Regions from separate parts of the Homo sapiens genome. Here region 1 is linked to region 2. Evidence: read pairs that join two places in POLR2A ChIA-PET (ENCODE). Cell type or tissue: CD4-positive, alpha-beta T cell. All regions are shown on one strand. Each heading gives the region's core, and the rest is flanking DNA. Links, peaks and the distances in the headings are about the cores only.

Region 1 (5,000 bases), core at 1-5,000, 440 kb after region 2:
TGGAGTCAAAGGGAGCTAAGCTATTCTTAGGTCTCAGCCCAGGAGTGAGCAATCTTTGACGTATTTTTAGGCACCGTGATGTCTTTGCAGTTGTAGCTTTACCACAGAAGCTTTGTGAAAGCTTTTTCTACCACAGTGGCTGAGACCCACACACCTGTTGCCTTCATCCTTTCTATGCATTTTGCTTCACCCCTTTGCGCATCACCTGGCTGATTGAGTTAAACCAGCCTCCCTCTGGGCCCACCAGAGAATAAGGTGGTGCTGCATTAACAGGCCTCCTCCTCGGGTGTTGATCCTCAAAGGATGCTCCTCTCCTTTGACCAAAGAGGAAGCTGACATTATAGAGTTAAAGGTGCGTGGCCAGAGGGTGGCGGGGGAGAAAGCTAACTACGTGTCTGCGTTTGATTTTTTTCCTGCCATCCTTTTGCATATTCTCTATGCTTTGGTGAAGGAGGAGGATCACTAGAATGGGACTTGAAAATTTAGAAACCGTAGTCTCAGCCTTGCCCATACTTCTAATGAGAGTTGGACAGGCCATTGAATGGCTGGAAGTTCTGAGTCGCTGTGTCTCAGTTCAGGGGTGCTGCGTAGGTGAGACAGGCTGATGGGGGGCGCACTCCCCTCTCACCTCATCCCTTAACTGTTCATTCTTACCCCCACTCTGCTGTGCTCTATTTTTCCCCCAACTCCTCCAGAACTCCCACCCACAGCCAGACATCTCCTCTGCCATACCTCTGGTGAGGAGTTTTCAGATCCATTCTGGAACGCTGCAAATGACAGGAGCTCACTCTCAATTTTTGCTGCAATTGTTAGGAAGCAAGGGCTTCTTTCTGTGAAGTCTAACTGCTGCCTCTTCGGAACACCCAGGAGCCTTCCTAGTTCTCGATCTCTAGAGCAAAACTGAATAAACACACTCTCTTTCGCTTAAGTTTCTTAACATGTTTGTGGAGAGGTCTCAAGTCCCTGCTAAGTCTTCTCAAATCCAAACAATACAGTCCTCATTTCTCAGTCATGGGGCAGGAATGAAGGATTTAATAAACAGAAAGTGGTTCCTGAATGCTCTTCCTCCAGGACACTCTGAGGATGAAATTTTCTTGGACAGTGTCCCACTGAAGATGTTGCTCTCAGGTGTGGAAACACAGTGCCCCAAACACAATCTGGCTAGTGCAAGCATGACGGCTCTTTGTTCCTTTGATCTGGACATTGAACACTTACCAGTGCAGCCAGGAGGAAGGTTAAATGAATTATTTATGCAGCCATTAAAATCATGTTTTCAAAGGATATTTAATGATGCAATATAATAAATGGAAAAATCAGGCACAAAATTGTATGTACAGTAAGATCCCAATTATGTATAAAAATATAAATATGCAAGGGAAAAATCCTCAAAGGAAATACATCAAAATGTTACTGATTATCTTTGGAGAGTGTAATCATAGGTGATTATGATTTTCAACTTTATCACCTTCTTATAGTTTCCATATGAACGTGTTTTATTTTTATAATCAGAAAAAGTTTTTTTAAAAAAGATCTTAACCCTTCTGAGAACTACTTATATCCTTACTCTTTTCCCCTAATTTTCCTTATCTAGATCTTTACAGATTGCTTTGTCAAAATTTCATTTTTGATCTCTAGCTCTTGTGGCATCTTGAAGCTCTCTGGAATATAGGAACCATATAGTTGCCAATAATCTGTCAAATGCTTCTGCTTTACACTGTTATTCCTTATGTAGGAGTTCTTATACTTAATTTTTTTTAAGTCAATGCCTGCATTTTCCAATGAAGCAGTTTCTATGAAGTAAAAAACTATATCTGTTTAACTCACTACTCATTCCTTTGTTCCCTAAAACACGAGATGCTTGAAAATTCCCAGGTAAGTGAGTGACAGCCCCACCCATCTACTTATTAGCCCTGTGGCCTCAGGCGAGTCACTCTTCTCTACCAGTGCTGGAGGATGTTGACGCTTGCCTGCCTACCCTACCAGGCTGTTTCAGATTCCAATGAGGATAACAAACACGATTGTCCTCTGTAGTTCTGTGTTCTGTTGTAGCCTCCTTTCTCTCGTAGTCAGGGTTCTTGGCTTCTCAGTGTTTCCTTCACTATTTTTAATCCCAAAGGTGGCCTCCCAAGGGTTTTGTCTCCTCCCTATCCTCTAGGTATATTCCTGTTGATGGGAATTAAATCTAGATGTGATTCACTCAATATTCACTAGCTGCCAGGAATTGGGTTTTGCTTTTCTGTTCTCTTCTCTCATTCTCCCTGCAAGATTGCATTAATATCGCCATTTGATTAATGAGAAAACCAGGACATAAGGTTTATTAATGAGAAAACCAGGACATAAGGTGGTTGAGTAGCTTATGCACAGTAATGGGTTTTCTTTGACTGTGAGTGGCCTGACCCCAGATCTTGGAAGCAGTACATGCATCACTTCAGTGTGAAGCGTCCTGGGTAGGTCAAGCTGTGCTCCCAGAAGTAGAACAAACATTGCAGAGCAGAGCCAGAGCCTTGGAAAGCCGGACATATAAACACAGGGCAGCCTTCTCTCCCCTGCGTGCCTATCCTTAGCTTTCCTTTCATCTTTCTTTTTTTAGCTTTTGGAACTGACATGTATTTTTAGAAACCACTACAGAGAAATTCACCCCAAGCCTGTCTTTCTCCATTTTGCAACATAAATTTTTATTGACATAGTAAAATATTTTATTCCCCTCATACATTTTAGTCCCTGCCAACAACAATAAAAAAGGGGAGAAAATCTTTCCTATATAGATGGAGCTTTTTTCCCCGTGTTTGGGGGTGAGAAGTTAAAGTCCTGGGGTGTTCTACAGGAGGACACAGTGAGCCCTGGGGCAGTCATCAGGGCCGATGTTGGCTCTCTTACCCAGGTAGGAAGAGCTACATGTGTGGCAGGCAGACCCAGGGTGCTCCTTGCTCTGCTAATTAGCTGTGCAACCAGGCAAGGGAGTTGACACCAGTTACCTTATCTGTAAATTGGAGATAGTAATGTCACAGGAGCCTTAGGGTGTTGCTTTGCCAGCTGGAAACCTCTGTGGCTGGTGGCGCCTCTGCTTGAGTTTTGCTCATGCCCGCTAGGCTCGTTCCGTCCACTCAGCCCAGCAGGCTGTGCTCGGCTCATGCTACTGGCCCGGATCCCGTGCCTGCCAAGGGCAAGCCAGGCTTGGAGCGGCGAGGTTGTGTGTGAGCACAGGGCCAGGCCACTGCACACAGCAAGGCATGCCAGCTGTTGTGGTGGGGTGGGCAGCTCCAGGTGCCGGCTCCATGTGAGGCTGTGGCTGGACCAGATATACGACAAGCAGCTTCTGCTGTGGATATCAGCATCCGGACAAGGGGAACATGGTGGCGCCCAAAAGCTTGGAGACGCCAGGAAGTGCAGAGCCCCAGAGAGGATGTTACAGTGTGTTACAGCCCTGGCTTGGGGAACCTGAAGGTCTGGGCTCCCAGAAGAGCTGCAGCTTTTCTCTCCTCCTTGCCCACAGTGCGGTGAGCCGGGGGGCCATGTTTCAGCCCATTTGTGTTACAGCTCTTTCAGTACCACCACCCCACTTCAGCTTGCAGCTCATGGGCTGGCCTGGCCCCACAGCTCTTTCCCGTTGTGTGGGGCAGCTGCCCAGTAGCAGTGGAGAACAGGAGGGCTGTAGTGTTACGGCAGCTCTGGCTCAGGGAATTCCAAGGTCTGGGCACCCAGAAGGGTTGGCACTCTTCACTGCCACTGTCTGGGAGTGTATCACTGCCTACAGCTTGGTGAGGCAGCCAGGAACGTGTTACAACCCATTTCACTCCCACCATTTGGCAGGTCCCAAGTTCTTGTCCTGCGTCCAGGAAGAATGAGATTATGTGGACAATTGGAGGGTGAGCAAGACAGAGAAAGGCTTTATTGGATGACCGAACACCTCTTAGTGGAGAGGAGACCTGAAGTGGGTAGCTCCTATCCACAGGCAGGTAGTCCCAAGGAGTGTCTGAGTCCAGCTGAGTCTGGGGTTTTTATGGGGTCAGAATGGAGGAAGTGCTTGCTGATTGGTCCATGGATGGGCCTGGAAAAAGCACCACTTGATTGGCTAAAACTTCATCAAGGAAGTTCTCACTCCCTGTTGCAGACTTCACCCGGAATTGGCAGCCCAGCCCCAGGCTTCAGGCCATCCCTGGCTTGAAGGTGGGGTTTCACCAGGGATCCCTCCCATCCCTCCTAATAACCTGTCTGCCTTTTGCCGTCATCAACTGCCACTTATGGCACCCAGGTTTTCTGCACCAAGGGGCACTTGCATGCCCATGCCGAGCCGCCCTCAGGCCCCTTGGCCTCACTCCCGTGCTCCTCAGCACCCAAAATGTCAGCCTCAGAACTAGTTTCTGGAGGTGCTGAGACAGTCTGGGGTCTGGTGTGTTAGTGCCATCCTGAGCATGCACACGCCCGGCTGGGTCGCTACAGTGCCTGGGCTCAGCTATCAAGACACGATGGCAACTTTGTTCCACTGCAGAGTGCATACCAGGAGCGGGGAGAAGCCAGGGAGTGGAAGCAGGCACTTCCGAGCCTGCCGGGGCAGGGGCCTTCCTGGGACCCTGAGAGCACAGGGATGCCCGGGTCCAGAGCCACGGCTGGGCAGCTGCAGCTGCACCTGGGAGCATGGGCTCCCGCCCTGCCAGCTCAGTAGGGCACGGGGCTCCCACTGGGATCACCTGTTCCCAGCCCCCATGTGCAGCCTTGGCCATGCCTCCCTCGCTGCAGCTGGCATCCTCACAGTGGCTGCTTCAGACAGGCCGCCGCCACCAGTAGTAATGAATACTGGAATTTGTGTTGGGATTATTGAAACGTAATGCATAAAGCAGTTAGTGTGGTGCCCAGCACATAGTAAACAAATGCAGGTAGTGTTTGTGGCTGTGGTGGCAGTGGTGATTATGGTCGATGGTGGCAGCCAGTAATTTTTGGTCAGCTCATTGGTCAGAGAGTCCCTAAGCACAAGATTTCTAGAAACATTTTTTCACCCTACA
Region 2 (7,700 bases), core at 1,671-6,670:
AGAATAATGGTAGTTCCTTTCTCTTTGTATGTAACGCTATCCATTTAAAGAACTTAGAACTCAGTAAGTACTAAAGGACCGTTAATTCATTCAACAAGCATTATTTGATCTAGGCACTTAGAATACATCAATCAACTAAGCTGACAAAGATTCTTCCACTTGCGGAGCTCAATCTTAGTGGAGGGATGGAGGAAATAAACAGTGCAAAATAAATAAGTGAAGGATAGAATATGCAGGAAGTTAAGTGCTATGGATGAAAGAAAAAGTACAACAGTGTAGCAGGGTCAGGAGTGCTGGGTGGTGGGTGGCAGTGCTGAATGGGTGATCAAGATGTCCTTTTTGGGTTTGTTTTTTTTTTTTTTTGAGATGGAGTCTCGCTCTGTCACCCAGACTGGAGTGCAGTGGTACGATCTTGGCTCACTGCAGCCTCCACCTCCTGGGTTCCAGCGATTCTCCTGCCTGTCTCCTGAGTAGCTAGGAGTAGCCTCCTGGGTAGCTGGGATTACAGGCATGTGCCACCACGCCTGGCTAATTTTTGTATTTTTAGTAGAGATGGGTTTTCACCATGTTGGCTAGGCTGGTCTCAAACTCCTGATCTCAGGTGATCCACCTGCCTCGGCCTCCCAAAGTGCTAGGATTACAGGCATGAGCAGCCATGCGCGGCCAAGATGTCCTATTTGAGAGGATAATGATAGCTGAGCAAAGGCCAAAGGAAATGAGGACATTAGCCCAAAAAATATGTGGGAAAGAATATTCCAGGCAGAGGGGGTAGCTAAAACAGGCCCTAAGAGAGAAGCATGGGGATCTTGTAGGATAACAAGGCCAGTGTGGTTTGAGGGAATGAATGGAAGGGGAGGGTCAGGCTGAGCTTAGAGAGGGTGCTCGGTATCCCATATGTGGCCCTCCAGACCACCCTTTACCTTCTTCCATCCTGCTGTGAGCCCAGGAGGGTGCCCTCTAGGGACTACACCCTTGCCATCTGGCTTTCTGTTGGATCTCCTAACAGGGCACCTACAAAAGAGAGCGAGTGAGGAGAGTCGGATCTGGGTATTCATCGCTCTTGCTCTCTCTAAGCAAGATGCTCACTGGCTGGCTGCATCCCACTGAAGGGTTCAACTCCTGACAGGTGGCTATCGCCTCAGTCCTCTCTGTTTTGGGGATCTGGTACCACTCAGTTCCTTGCCCCTTCCAGCGTAGGGATGCTATAAAGGCCCCGCTGTTACTAGACCCAAGGTTGTTGAACAATCATTCCTTTTCCTCTACTCACACCTTTTAAAATAACCCCTTTTAAAAATTCTCCTTAAACTATCCTAATTTGAACATGCCAGCTGTTTCCTGCTAGAACCATGACTAACAGAATTCAGGTCATTTCAGGCCTTGAAGGCTATTCTAAGGATTTTGGCTTTTACTCTGAATGAAACCAGAAGCCATGATAGTGTTTTCCGCAGAAGAGTGATGTGATCTGACTTAGCTTTTAAAACAGTCACTCCGGCTGCTGCATTGACACTGGGAGGCTGGGGCAGGGAGGGGAGTAGGATAGAGGCAGAGACAGCTGTTAGGGGGCTCCTGCAATGACAATACAGCTAACTAAGGTGTTCACTGTGGAGGTGGTTGAGAAAAGGTCAGATTTGGGACATGTTTTGAAGGTAGAGTCAACATGACGTCCTGATGACTGGAGGAATGGAAGAAAGCAGGCTTTGGCATAAACAACTAAAAGGATGGAATTGCTGCCATTTATAATGGGAAAGGCCATGGTGGAGTAGGTGTAGAGAGGAAGATCATGAGTTCAGTATTGACACATCAATTTTCAGATGTTTATTGGACATCTGTGTAGAGATGTCAAGAAGGCAGTTGGGGCCAGGCGTGGTGGCTCACGCCTATAATCCCAGCACTTTGGGAGGCCGAGGCGGGCGGATCACGAGGTCAGGAGATCGAGACCATCCTGGCTAACACGGTGAAACCCCGTCTCTACTAAAAATACAAAAAATTAGCCAGGCATGGTGGCAGGTGCCTGTAGTCCCAGCAACTCAGGAGGCTGAGGCAGGAGAATGGCATGAACCCAGGACGTGGAGGTTGCAGTGAGCCGAGATCATGCCACTGCACTCCAGCCTGGGCGACAGAGCGAGACTCCGTCTCAAAAAAAAAAAAAGAAAAGAAAAGAAAAAAAAGAGGGCAGTTGGATGTAAAAGTATGGCATTTGAGAAATGTATAACCAGAGATGAATGGCAGATAAAATTTAAACCCATGAGACATGGTAAGATCACCAAGAAAGTGAGGGTTAGATACAGAAGAGGACCATGAATTACACTTGGGGACACTCCAAATTAAAAGGTGGTGAGAAGAGAGAATTAGCAAAAACCACTGAGAATCAGGAGCAGAAACAGAAGTAGGGGAAAACCAAGAAAATGGGTGTCCTAGAAGTCAAATTTAAAAATCATGCTATACCAAGGCGTGATGGCCTGTGCCTGTAGTCCCATCTACTCAGGAGGGTGAGGTGAGAGGTGGAGGCTGCAGTGAGCCAAGATCAGGTCACTGCACTCCAGCCTGGGTAACAGAGTGAGACCCCATCTAAATTTAAAAAAAAGAAAAAAGGCCAGGCCCGGTGGCTCACGCCTGTAATCCCAGTACTTTGGGAGGCCGAGGTGGGCAGATCACGAGGTCAGGAGATCAAGACCATCCTGGCTAACACGGTGAAACCCCGTCTCTACTAAAAATACAAAAAAATTAGCCAGGCGTAGTGGTGGGCGCCTGTAGTCCCAGCTACTCGGGAGGCTGAGGCAGGAGAATGGCGTGAACCCGGGAGGTGGAGCGGTGGAGCTTGCAGCCACTGCACTCCAGCCTGGGCGACAGAGCGACAGTCTCAAAAAAAAAAAAAAAAAAAAAAAAAAAAAAGCATGTCAGGGAGAAGACAGTGATCTTATTTTGAACCAATGGAGGGAAAAACTGGGTGAAATGTCTTTGAGATAGCATGGGATATGAGTCATTGAGTCTTTGGTGATTATAGATAATTCAGTCACCATTATGTTTATGACTTGTTGCTCTTATCATAATCTCTCATCACCTTGTCTCCTAAGTAGACTTGGAAGCTCGATATTGTACACCTTATTAGGAAAATACTCAATTGTCTTCTAGTATAGGGAAAATTCGTCTTGTGTGTGGAGTAAACAACATTTTTGCCTTTACCACCATGAATATCATGTTCCCTTCATCCTCACTGTGTCCCTCAAAACCAAGAAAACATCTGGGAGTAGAGCTCGTAGAATGTTTCAAATAAGCTGAAATTAAGAGTTTTGTAGCATTGAAATGGAGTCTTTACATCAAAGTATAACTTGAAAGAAGAAACTTAGCAATTACCCTGCCCAAATCCATTGATCGTGTAATCTTTCTTAGCTGAGAACGTTACGGAACAAAGGCCCGCAAGGGCCTGGCAGTTGAGACACTTCAGGGCAGTTAAGAAAATTCATTTCACCTTTGCAGAATGTTCGGTACGTTTGGCCATCTGCCTCTGACAGCACAAAAGCCCTAAATTTAATACCCTGAAGAGCTAACGTTAAAGTGCAAAAACGAAGGTTGCAACAGCCCGACTTCGATACACTGAAAAGAACCAGGATACACCTGCACTTCTAATTTTTTCAATTTCAGCCCAAAGCCGGCCTGGTTCAAGCATTCCTCAGAAATTTCCAGCGCACGTTCCCCATCTGAAGGCTCACACCTGCGGGAGTAGAACACACTCCACACCGGTGCCGCCAACACACGGAATCTGCGCTCCCGGAAGCTTACAACATGGTCATTGTTGAAGTGCTCCCCTTGAATTGGTCGGGCGTGGTGGCGCGCTCGTGTGGTCCCAGCTACTCGGGAGGCTGGGGTAGGAGCATCGCTTGAACCCAGGAGGAGGGTGTTGCAGTGAGACGAGATCGCGCCACTGCACTCCAGCCTGGGCGACAGAGCGAAACTCCATCTCAAAAAAAAAAAAAAATCCTTAGGGACCGCCCAGAGGCTGGTGACACCTGCACTGGTACCTCCATGGCCGCGCCTCTGAGGTCACCGCTCCAGAAGGTCCCAGGCCGGCGTGGAAACCTATTACTAAGTGGGGCGGGTGGACACCAGCAGGTCCCGCCCTAAAGGAGTCCCGCGGCCGCTTGGGCCTCAGTTCCTCTTTCCTGCCCAAGTATCTCCCCAGCTCTGACGAAACAGGCAACTTCCAGACTGTGGCGTTAGCTCAGCGACTGCACTGAGCCGCCGGGAAGATCCTGGTCCCGTCAGCCAGCTGACCCACATGCGTTGCGGAGGCGCTGACCACCCCGCTTCGCTGGCTGGTGGGGGGTCACGTGAGGACCTCGGGGTCACGTGAGGTCCTCGGGCGCCGCAGGGAGGGCGGCATCCAAGTCTTTCCGCGCGTGCGCGAGCGTCCGCTGTCACTCAGGTAGAACAGTCTCAAATCGCACCGTTAGTACCGGCCCCCTTTGCCTTTCTACCTTGCCCCTCCGAGTCCCGACCCAAGATCCCAAGTAATCGTCTTCCCCCTGCACCAGGGCCGGGACCAGGCAGCCAAGAAACGCGGAGACAGACTACTGGGACTGCGACGTCTCCTCTCCTGTTCGCTGCGATATGCCGGCGTCGTGTTGAGCGGGCTGCGGACACAGACAGCCTGCCCGGCCCCACTGAGTGTTTGATCCCCATCCTCGCAGCTCTCTAGAGGACCAGAGTTGGCGGTGCAGCCCAGCGGAGCTTCGGTGGGTGCGGATGTCACTAGATGACAGACCCAGCCCTGTCCCTCAGCCCTCAGGGCCCTTTTCCCAAAGCCTACAGCCGCAGAAAGTTCTCTTAGGATATCCCCAGACCCTGCAGCCAGCTTTTCCATTTTTCCTTCCTGGGGCCAGTACTTTCTACAGCGTCTACAGCCAAAGTATCTTATCCCAGGAGGGCCTTTATAACCATCTGCGCCTTTGGGACTTTTCCCCACTTGTTGAAATCCATGGTCTTGGCCTTTCTAGTAGCCTGTCTCTCACGCTTAAGATAGTACATGCCTCCCATCTGTAAAAATGGATCATCCGCCGGGCGCAGTGGCTCACGCCTGTAATCCCAGCACGTTGGGAGGCCAAGGTGGGCGGATCACTATGTCAGGAGTTCAAGACCAGCCTGGCTAACATGGTGAAACTCCGTCCCTACTAAAAATACATATAAAAATTAGCCGGGCGTGGTGGCGGGCGCCTGTAGTCCTAGCTACTCAAGAGGCTGAGGCATGAGAATCGCTTGAACCTGGGAAGCGGAGGTTGCAATGAGCCGAGATCGAGCCACTGCACTCCAGCCTAGGTGATGGCCAGACTCTGTCTCAAAAAAAAAAAAAAAAAAAAAAGACTGTATACATTAAACTGATCCCACCTTTTTAGGCCTTTAGGACTCCACCTTAGGTTATCCTTTCCTCATGGCCCTTGATTATTAACCCATCCTAGGGCCATCTTCTCCTTTTCAGGGTGGAGGTTTGTTTGGCATGCTTTCCTCAGGCTGCTTTGTAGAAACGCATGATTCAAAACTAGGTACAGGCCAGCGCGGTGGCTCACACCTGTAATCCCAGCCCTTTGGGAGGCCGAGGGAGGCAGATTGCTTGAGGTCAGGAGTTCGAGACTAGTCTGGCCAACATGATGAAACCCCATCTCTACTAAAAATATAAAAATTAGCCGTGTGTGGTGGTGCACGCCTGTAATCCCAGCTACCTGAGTGGCTGAGGCAGGAGAATCGCTTGAACCCAGGAGATGGAGGTTGGAGTGAGCTGAGATGCCACCACTGCACTCTAGCCTGGGTGACACAGCGAGATTTTGTCTCAAACCAGACAAACAACAAAAAAACAACATCAGCTATAAATTTTCCTTTGGTGTATAGGTTAAGCACTTTTACCAAACAATGTTTTTCTTTGAACTGCCCTGGCATTATGCAATTCTGAACTCTTTGAAGGCTCCTGCTTAGACTTCAGCTGCCACCATGAGGAAGCCCAAGAAGCCTGTAAACCCTGAATATCTGAGTTAGGCCTCAGTCAGTTTAGGAAGTTTATTTTGCCAAAGGTAAGGATGCACACCCATAACACAGCCTCAGGAGGTCCTGACTACATGTGCCCAAGGTGGTCCCAGTACAACTTACTTTTATACATTTTAGGGAGACATCAATCAATATATGTAAGATGAACATTGGTTTTTTCCAGAAAGGCGTGACAATTTGACGCAAAGGCAGACTCGAGGCAAAGGCAGAACAACTCAAAGAGGGGAGTGGGTTTCCAGGTCATAGGTAGATAAGAGGCAAACGGTTGCATTCTTTTGAGTTTGATTAGCCTTTTCAAAGGAAGCAGTCAGATGTGTATCTCAGCGAGCTGAGGAATGACTTTGAATACAGTGGGAGGCAGGTTTGCCCTAAGCAGTTCCTAGCTTCAGTCTTCTCTTTAGCTTAGTGATTTTTGGGGCCCCAAGTTTTATTTTCCCTTCGCAAGCCCATATGGAGAACTGAGGCCCCTGCCTGAGAGTCCTAGCTGAGCTTACAGAACAACTTTCAGCCTTGGGAGTGAGGCCATTTGGACCTTCTTTGTTCTATACTTCAGAGAATGGAGTTATTTTTGAGATGTAGTCCATGAGTGTGGTTTGAGAAAAACAGCTACTAGCTGGTATGTTGCAGTTGGGTGGGAATGAATGGCAAGCCAGAACTGACAGAAAGGGAAGAATAGCCATGGTATCTCTGTGAAGTGGACATTCCAGAGAGAGAAGTGGGTATTCCAAAAGTGAGTGGGTTTGTGAGGAGCAACGAAGACATCCATCATGATGAAACAACAATAAGACCAAGTTTTGAGCTGGGGTGGAGAACAATTCTCTGGGTGGCCTCAGACCCCAACCCAGTTCTTCTTTTCATGCTTGTGGTTTAATTATTATTACTATTTTTTTTTCAGACAGAGTCTCACTCTGTTGCCCAGGCTGGAATGCAGTAGCACAATGTCGGCTCACTGCAAACTCTGCCTCCTGGGTTCAAGTGATTTTCCTGCCTCAGCCTCCCGAGTAGCTGGGACTACAGATGCATACCAACATACATGGCTAGTTTTTGTATTTTTAGTAGGGACAGGGTTTCACCATGTTAGCCAGGCTGATCTCCAACTCCTGACCTAAAGTGATCCAACTCAGCCTCCCAAAGTGCTGGGATTACAGGCACGAACCATTGCGCCTGGCCGTGGTTTTCAAGAATAACTGAAGAGCCAGGCGCGGTGGCTCACACCTTGTAATCCCAGCACTTTGGGAGGCTGAGGCGGGCGTTATCACCTGAGGTTGGGAGTTTGAGAACAGCCTGACCAACATGGAGAAACCCTGTCTCAACTAAAAAAAAAATACAAAATTAACCGGGCGTGGTGGTACATGCCTGTAATCCCAGCTACTTGGGAGGCTGAGGCAGAAGAATTGTTTGAATCTGGGAGGCAGAGGTTGCCGTGAGCCAAGATCGTGCCATTGTACTCCAGCCTGGGCAACAAGAGCGAAACTCCACCTCAAAAAAAAAAAAAAAGAATAACTATAGAATATGCTTGGAATGCAGTATCCTGAGATAGGGGAGGAACTGGCTGGAACAGCCTGGACTTTGTTTCTTTTTCCCCTAGAAGCGACATGTCCTCCAACATTTTAGCCCAGCAAGTCTTGTGGCCCCTGAGGATATAACCCAGAGAGGGCTGCTTTCTG

What was found. ChIA-PET counts read pairs that join two places held together with the same protein. Peaks named below come from ENCODE experiments on the same cell type or tissue, not always from the same donor. Only the 100,000 strongest peaks of a DNase experiment are listed, where the experiment ranks them.
Region 1: POLR2A ChIA-PET joins it to region 2 with 5 read pairs; 1 of 35 experiments calls an interaction of 5 or more read pairs at or near these places.

The regions. Positions count from the first base shown.
Region 1 is chr9:7,144,826-7,149,825 of GRCh38, forward strand. All of the region lies in intron 19 of KDM4C (lysine demethylase 4C), which reads left to right. Among named protein-coding and RNA genes, the nearest start is that of KDM4C, 390 kb to the left of the region's middle. RefSeq lists enhancers at 2,874-3,375, 3,376-3,875. In CD4-positive, alpha-beta T cell, for the core only: no CTCF peak of the experiment used is centred there; no DNase peak of the experiment used is centred there; H3K27ac peaks cover 447 bases.
Region 2 is chr9:6,699,921-6,707,620 of GRCh38, forward strand. LINC02851 (long intergenic non-protein coding RNA 2851) reads left to right here and starts at 4,387. Exons shown (of 3, transcript NR_184134.1): 1 at 4,387-4,423; 2 at 4,533-4,733; 3 at 7,622-7,700. RefSeq lists enhancers at 4,399-4,488, 4,539-4,668 and a silencer at 7,375-7,589. In CD4-positive, alpha-beta T cell, for the core only: no CTCF peak of the experiment used is centred there; a DNase peak (open chromatin) is centred at 4,371; H3K4me3 peaks cover 1,523 bases; H3K27ac peaks cover 1,362 bases.